Linked DNA regions of Homo sapiens: region 2 is linked to region 1. A link is a contact called in ENCODE Hi-C or POLR2A ChIA-PET data. All regions are on one chromosome and are shown on one strand. Each heading gives the region's core, a stretch centred on a gene start or an enhancer-like site at or near the end of the contact. The rest is flanking DNA. Distances are from core to core; before and after follow the strand shown.

What was found. Hi-C counts contacts between places; a loop is a spot of excess contacts on that map. ChIA-PET counts read pairs that join two places held with the same protein, here RNA polymerase II (POLR2A). Pooled maps may share reads with other maps.
Region 2: a loop to region 1 is called in a pooled map, with 4 times the contacts of the local background. The contact joins two enhancer-like sites. A Hi-C loop is called at or near these places in 2 of 37 single-sample maps with no recorded cell type and 4 of 50 pooled maps. POLR2A ChIA-PET finds 5 or more read pairs at or near these places in 1 of 52 experiments (activated T-cell).

What each region holds. Positions count from the first base shown.
Region 1 is chrX:46,459,786-46,463,443 of GRCh38, forward strand. It overlaps KRABD4 (KRAB domain containing 4), which reads left to right. Exons shown (of 6, transcript NM_001129898.2): 4 at 2,963-3,089; 5 at 3,413-3,523. Among named protein-coding and RNA genes, the nearest start is that of KRABD4, 14 kb to the left of the region's middle. Within about 2 kb of position 2,011, at least 2 of the 41 ENCODE cell types and tissues checked have a DNase peak (open chromatin) inside an H3K27ac peak, as active enhancers do.
Region 2 is chrX:46,627,319-46,630,976 of GRCh38, forward strand. All of the region lies in intron 14 of SLC9A7 (solute carrier family 9 member A7), which reads right to left. Among named protein-coding and RNA genes, the nearest start is that of CHST7, 55 kb to the left of the region's middle. Within about 2 kb of position 1,898, at least 17 of the 41 ENCODE cell types and tissues checked have a DNase peak (open chromatin) inside an H3K27ac peak, as active enhancers do.

The sequences.
Region 1 (3,658 bases), core at 761-3,260:
CCTACTGTCTCCTCTCACTTGACACAACACTTCTGACACCATATGTAATCCCAGGCCCCAGGCTGTTCCCTCACATACCAAGCAGTTTTCCCTGGACACCAGCTCGGTGTGCTGTGAAGTCAATTCCATTCTGACACCATCTACCTGGAGTTAGCGTGAGCTCCCACAGGTTGAGGGCTTAGTCCCACAAGACTGCCCTGACTTGAGATGCCAGTCACAAGTAGGGTGTCACCTATACATCTGACTGATGGGCCACAAATTGGGGGTTCCCATGAACCCCTCCTGAAGATTGATTAATTTGCTAGAGTGAGTTTCAGTTTCCCTGAGTTTCCCCTATTTGTTATAAAGGATATTACAGGCAAAGCGCGGTGGCTCATTAATCCCAGCACTTTGGGAGGCCAAGGCGGGCGGATCACCTGAGGTTGGAAGTTTGAGACCAGCCTGACCAACATGGAGAAACCCCGTCTCTACTAAAAATACAGTTAGCCGGGTGTGGTGGTGCATGCCTATAATCCTAGCTACTCAGGAGGCTGAGGCAGAAGAATCACTTGAACCTGGGAGGTAGAGGTTGCAATGAGCCAAGACCACATCATTGCACTCCAGCCTGGGCAACAAGAGCGAAACTCAGTCTCAAAAAAAAAAAAAAGCTGGGGGCAGGGGGGTGGATATTACAGAGGATACAGATGAACCGCCAGATGGAAGAGATGCATAGGGCAAGGGATGTGGGAAGGTCCACGGACCTTTCATGCCCTCTCTGGACTCACTACCATCCGGGAACCACCAAGTGTTCAGCTGTGTGGAAGCTGTCTGAACCCACCCAGCCCTTTGGTTGTTGTCGTTATTGTTGTTTTTGAGAAACAAGGTCTTGCTCTGTCCCCCATGCTGGAGAACAGTGGTGCAGTCTTGGCTCACTGCAGGCCCAACCTCCTGGCCTCAAGTGATCCTCCCTTCTCAGCCACCCTTAGTGCTGGGATCACAGGAGCCAGCCACCACACCCAGCCACAGTGGGGTTTTTATGGAGGCTTCATCACAGAGGCATGATCATCATTGGCCCTTGGTGATCAACTCAACCTTCATCTCCTCTCCCCTCCCAGGAGTTTTGAGGATGGAGATGAAATTCCCAACCTTCTAATCCTGTCTGGTTTTCTGGTGACCAGCTTCCATCCAGAAGCTACCTAGGGGCAGCCAGCTAACAGTCATCTCATTAGCATATAAAAGATACTTTGATCACTTCAGAGGCTATTCCAAGGGTTGCAGGAGCTTCTTGCCAGGAGACAGGACAAAAACCAAATATATATTTCACAATATCAAACCAGGTGACATTACTCCAGATAAAATTGACTCTGGATTGGTAAACAAACTGCATCTGGACTGGAGGACTGAGTAAACTATGACTGGCTGGTAGGAAGCCATGGATTGGGGTTTTCTGAGCACATTGCCACTCAGTGATAAGTAACTGGGCCCATCTTTTGCTGGGATCCTCGAAGCCATGCCACTGGGACCATTACAAGAGATACTGGTCTATGGAACAGGTTAGGGCTTCCAAGCAACATCATCCTAGCACTCAGCAGTGTGGTTTTGTTCCCCAGCACCGGAGCTATCACGAGGGAGGGGCAGATTGGGCTAACAGCTCCTGGATTGCTCTGAGAAGCCCTCCTGCTGGAGAAGCCTGCCTGTCCCCACCCTCTGGCACGCTGGCTTTCCTGCCCCTCTCCTGCACAGCTGGGTAAACTGGTGCCACTGTGGCTGATTTGGGCCTTATGGGTGCAGCGAGTGGCTTGAATTGAAGGCCACCAAGTGTGGGCGTGACAGGATGGGATCTGGAGCAGAAACAGGCGGGTTATTAGTCTTTGCAAGGAATTGGGGCGCTTGTAGAAGTGAGTTCTTGTTTGGTGGTGACAAGGCCAAGCACAGACCTTTCCCCTTTTGCTTCAGTCAGCTGCCCAGGCCACAAACCTCTGGCTTCCTGTTCTTTGTTTCATGATTGATTAGCTATGTTTAGAACTGTTTGTTGTAGCTCTGTGTCCCCTGTGAAGGCTGCTCTGTCAGCCCCAGGCAGGATTGACTTCCTCCTTTGTGGACCACCCGGACCCCTTCCTACATCTGTCACTGTCCCTGTGAGGCAGGCTTCCTCCCTGCCTCTGTTTCATCTATGAGTGTCTTGAGTGTCTTAAGTGTCACTTTTCTCCCTCCACTAAACTGAAGCTCCTTGAGTTCAAGAGGTGTGGTTTTGTATCAATCTTTACTTCACAGGACTTACCAGCCCGGCCTCTGTTCAGTAAACATGTGTTGAATGAATGAATTTCCAGGGTAAAATATTTCTCATACCCTATCTGTTTCTCCTATAAAGTTCAAAATGATTTTAGTCATATAGATACTCTATGTAATATACTATGCCAAACTGACTAGTGACTGGCATAAGAACAATTATATGAGAAAGGCCAGGCCGGGCGCGATGGCTCACGCCTGTAATCCCAGCACTTTGGAAGGCTAAGGCGGGCAGATCACAAGGTCAGGAGTTCGAGACCAGCCTGGCCAATATGGTGAAACTCCGTCTGTACTAACAATACAAAAATTAGCCGGGCGTGGTGGCGGGCTCCTGTAGTCCCAGCTACTCGGGAGGCTGAGGCAGGAGAATCGCTTGAACCCGGGAGGCAGAGGTTGCAATGAGCCAAGATTATGCCACTGCACTCCAGCCTGGGCGACAGAGCAAGACTCGGTCTCAAAAAAAAAAAAAGAAAGAAAGGCCATTGTGGGTGTGGGAACCAGACCGTGTGGATTCGACTCCCCTCATTCCTGGCTGTGTGACCTGGGTTAGTTACTTAGGCTCTGTGCACCTCACGCTCTTCATCTGTCAAGTTTCTCCTAGAGGGCACAGAGTAAGCCCTCCGTGTGCGTGAGATGCCATGTCCCAGTGCCCCAGGCTGGTCCTGGGGTGCTAAAGAGGAATGTGCCATTACAGGAATCATTGACCTTCAAGGACGTGTTTGTGGACTTCACCCTGGAGGAGTGGCAGCAACTGGACTCTGCCCAGAAGAACCTCTACAGGGATGTCATGCTTGAGAACTACAGCCACCTGGTGTCCGTGGGTGAGGGACCGTGCCACAGGGTGATGCAGAATGCCTCCAGTACTGTGTTTCTTTCTCAGCTGCTCCAAGCTCTGGGGCCTAGGAACAATGAGTGTGGGTTACCACCCTCAGTGAGTTTGGGTTACTGCCCACTGTGTAGTATTCGTAGTCTCCTTTGGACACTGGAGAGCATATTGGTGCCCTTGCTTGCTATGTGAATGTTCTGTACTGAGGGGCAGATAGCTGTGTGCATGGGGCCATCACCTTCAGCCTGCAGGGGTGGGCCTAGGTTCTGGAATTCCTCAGCATTAATAACGAAGTCCTATGTCATTTCCCCCGAACAGGGTATCTAGTTGCGAAGCCAGATGTGATCTTCAGGTTGGGACCAGGTGAAGAGTCCTGGATGGCAGATGGGGGGACCCCGGTACGGACCTGTGCAGGTGAGGACAGGCCAGGTGAGTCAGGCCGGGGAAAGGAGACCAGGTTGGTTGGTGAGAGCTTGGCCTCTGGGATGTGCTCAGGAGCCCTTCTCAGAGCCTCGGACTTGTGGACATGCCTAGGCTCTGATGAGCAGAACTGTTGTCATGTCC
Region 2 (3,658 bases), core at 648-3,147, 170 kb after region 1:
AAAACAAAAAAAAAACCAGAGTCAAATCTCTGACCGTGATACACAGATAGTTTTCTTCCCTGCTTAAAACTCTCCAGAGCTATACATTGCCTAGATCAGGGCTTTTCTAATGGTAAAATGTACACACATTCCCTGGAGACACTGTTAAAATGCAGATTCTGCTTCAGTGGGGCTGGTGAGGCCTGAGTGTCTCCACTCTCTTGCTTCTGCCACTCTCCACCCTCACCCTTTATCACCTTGTCACCAAGCCCTTCAGGATGCAGATTCATCTACCTTGTTGCAGATATTTTCCCAGAACCTGAAAGAATGCCTGAAATAGAACAGGTGCTCAATAACTATTTGTCAAATAAATGAATAAATTGATCTTGACTCTGAGTTTTTAGAAAACAGAAAAGGAAGAGCAGAAAGGGAAATCAGGGGCCAAGGGAGGCACTTGGAAGCACAAAAAAATGGGCGGGTTGGGGGGGGGGCGGTGGTCACAGAGTAGCAACTGGAGGAAAGGCACCTCTGCAACTGTTTGAAGTTAAAGATTTAGGTGACAGATTTACGGGTATCAGATTTCAGCCTGGAGAAACAAAAACAAACAAAAAAAAACACGGAGGACCCAGAAACAAATGATTCTAACTTGCTCAGAAAGTCATATGTGAACGCAACAATAAACTGCTGATTTTCTACAGTTTTCACTACATACACACAGACAGACACGCACACACGTGTGCATATACACAGGCATTGGTGGTTTCCTTTCCTCCACACTCCATTAATATCCGGCTTGTGACCTTGTCCTGTTGATATGGTGAAACTGGGATAAATTCAGATTCACACTCTTAGCTGCTCCAAAGTGGCCTCATCAATGAGTGCTCTTCTGTAAACTCAGGGAAGGAAGTGAATGATGTGTCTGCATGTACGGCCAACAGAAATCTCAGCTGTCTGGTCTGGCATGAAAAGTCCCCTGCTTTATCGGGGTGGGAGGCCACCCCCAGGGCTGGGCAGCTTGCCTCCAGCTAGGGTTGTTTTTGTTTTGGTTGCAAAGTCACCAAGACCTCCAGAGAAACAAAGCACTGAGTTTTGTTTTTTGTTTTTTGTTTTTTTTGTCTTGTTTTGTTCTAATGAGTCAAACTTACCAGGGGACACAAAGCTGAAGTCTGCCCACAATATTTTTATGCTTTCCCCACATGAAGCAAAGTTCTAGCCAACAGCTCCCTTCCTTTTCCCACATGAGCTAATATTCTGTAGCTCCCTAGCCATGACTCTGTTTATAGCCTTGGGCTTCAAGACCAGTGAGGAGAATTGTGCTCATTATAAGACATGCCTTCCCATCAAATGTCACTTTTTTGTTTGTTGTTTTTAGGAAGATTATTTAGAAAATGAGGTAAAGAGAACCGCCCTTTTTTTTCTCTGGTGGAGAACAAACATCTGGACTTTCCCTACCTCTGATTTCAGTTTCATGACAACACTGAGCATGTGACCTGGATCTATTTCAGGGGAAACTGCAAGAACCCAGGGTTTCACCCAAAAATGAGAAGCCCATTTATTTCTGTTTTCCTGTTTCTCATGGCCACAGAGTGCACTGAGCCCTGCTGTTAGTGGCTCACTAGAATGAGGAGGTCAGACCAGGAGGAACTGGAGAAATAAGGTCCTCTCTGCACAAGGGCGTGAGTCATTTCTAAGAGGGTGTCCTGGAGAACCAAGCTTGAAGTTTGCATGTTTTTCCCCATATGACAGCAATCTTGAAAACCTTTCAAAAGGTCAGTGGAACTGACTTTGAGGGGCCCTCTGCATGACTGTGTATGAGGTCTGGAAGGAAGGAGGTCAGGGGGAAGCTGTGACACAGCTTCTGGCTAGGGCTGTGGCAAACAGGGTGCCATTAGGAGTGCAGCGCGAGTGGCTGCCAGCCCGTTCACAACACCACATGTGCGGTGCTCTCAGCCCAAGGGGCCCTCTGGGAGCTGACAGGAACACTGAGTTCATCCATCCAGGCCCATCCAGGGAGGTTCCTGAGACTCACTCCACCTGGGGGTGGGGGCTATTTTAGCTGTTACTGCATGGACTAAATACAAGAACCCTCAGCACTTTGGACCTGCTGCTTTCTCACTCAAACATTTCCACAGAAAAGTGACAGTAAGCTTGTTACTGAATCTAATTACAAGCCCAGTGTTCCCAGTGCGCAGGGCTCATGTGATACATAGTAAGTTCTACTACATGACCAGCCAAATCCTTTCACTTATTTCCTGTTACAGATGCTTGAATGCAGAGGTAGGAGCAATGGGAAACAGCAAAGGGGGTGGGGATGTTTTGAATGGTCCAGAGCAAGATGAAATCTCTCCAAATCTTATGATCCAGCTGCTATTGGCCTTTTTTTCTTACAAAATTAATCTAGACTGGCCACAGTTCTGTGGAGGATGCTTTAGAATAGGGCAGCCATGTCCTACCAGAGCCATTATCTTTCCTTTGGTGAAATAAGGACGGCCATCATGTTTTCCCCTGGGGTTTTCTCAGGCTGAGTTTCAAGATCTCCCAAACTGTTATACTCTAAATTAGCCTCGAGGTGCTCAGTTCCTGAACTCCTGTTTTCTAAAGTCCTTAATCAAAGCTAGAGTCAAATAGCAAATTTTCAAAGAGAACTCACTGAGACCACATGCTCCCAACTGACATAATGGCCAATTCTAAGATCATCTCAAAGGTCTTCTGGAGCTCATTAAAGTGGGTGCCAAATCTCCAATGAAGCTTATTGAAAACTCTTCCCAAAATGTCCAGAACTTTCCAGGTCATGGCTTTGTGTCCCTTGAGCAGGGACCTAGAATGGACATCAATGCTATAAATGCCTTATCAGGCTGTGGCCACCCTTAAAGAGAAAGAAACCACAAAAGGCCACAGTGGCACCCCATTGACCCCACACAGCACCACATTTTGCCAGCCTTATTAAATCTGATTTGGTAGATGGAATCATTTAGAAGATCCTATGGAATGTGAAGTCTGCTGCAGACTGCTGCAGGATTAAGTGCAATGATGAGTCAGATTCAAAGCTGACTGGAAAAAAAAGAATAGGGTTTCATGGACAACATACACAGGTGGTCAGTAAAGCTGCCTGTTGCATGCTGCATCTCTCTCATTCCCTCATCCACCCAACAAACACCTATCAGGTTCCTGCATGTGCCAGCCACTGTGCTCAGCACTGGGCATTCAATGCTGAACGACATAGTTATTGACTCCCAAGGTCAAATAATATATTGGTAACACATTTCTGCCCCTATCATAACTCTCCTTTCCCCACCTTGCCTGCCCAGGTCATGCTGACCTGGATAAAGAGCCAGACCTAGAGACAAAATCATCCCGACAGCTGCACAACAGGGATGATATGGCAACCTCAATTCTTGTCTGTAAATTTGTTGATACTCTTCCCATCCAGAGGTTATGGTCTCTATCCCCTCCCATTGGGTCTGGGCTGGTCTTAGGAATGCATTTCTAAGCAATAGAAAGCCACGGAAGTGATGCTGTAGAACTTGCAAGATTAGGTCAGAAAAGGTGATATAGCCTCTACCTTGCTTGCTGGGACACTTGCTTTTGGAACCTTAAGCCATCACATAAGAAATCCAACTACCCAGCAGCCACCATGCTGGCAGGCAGCTCAGGCCACATGGAAAAGCCCTGCACAGAC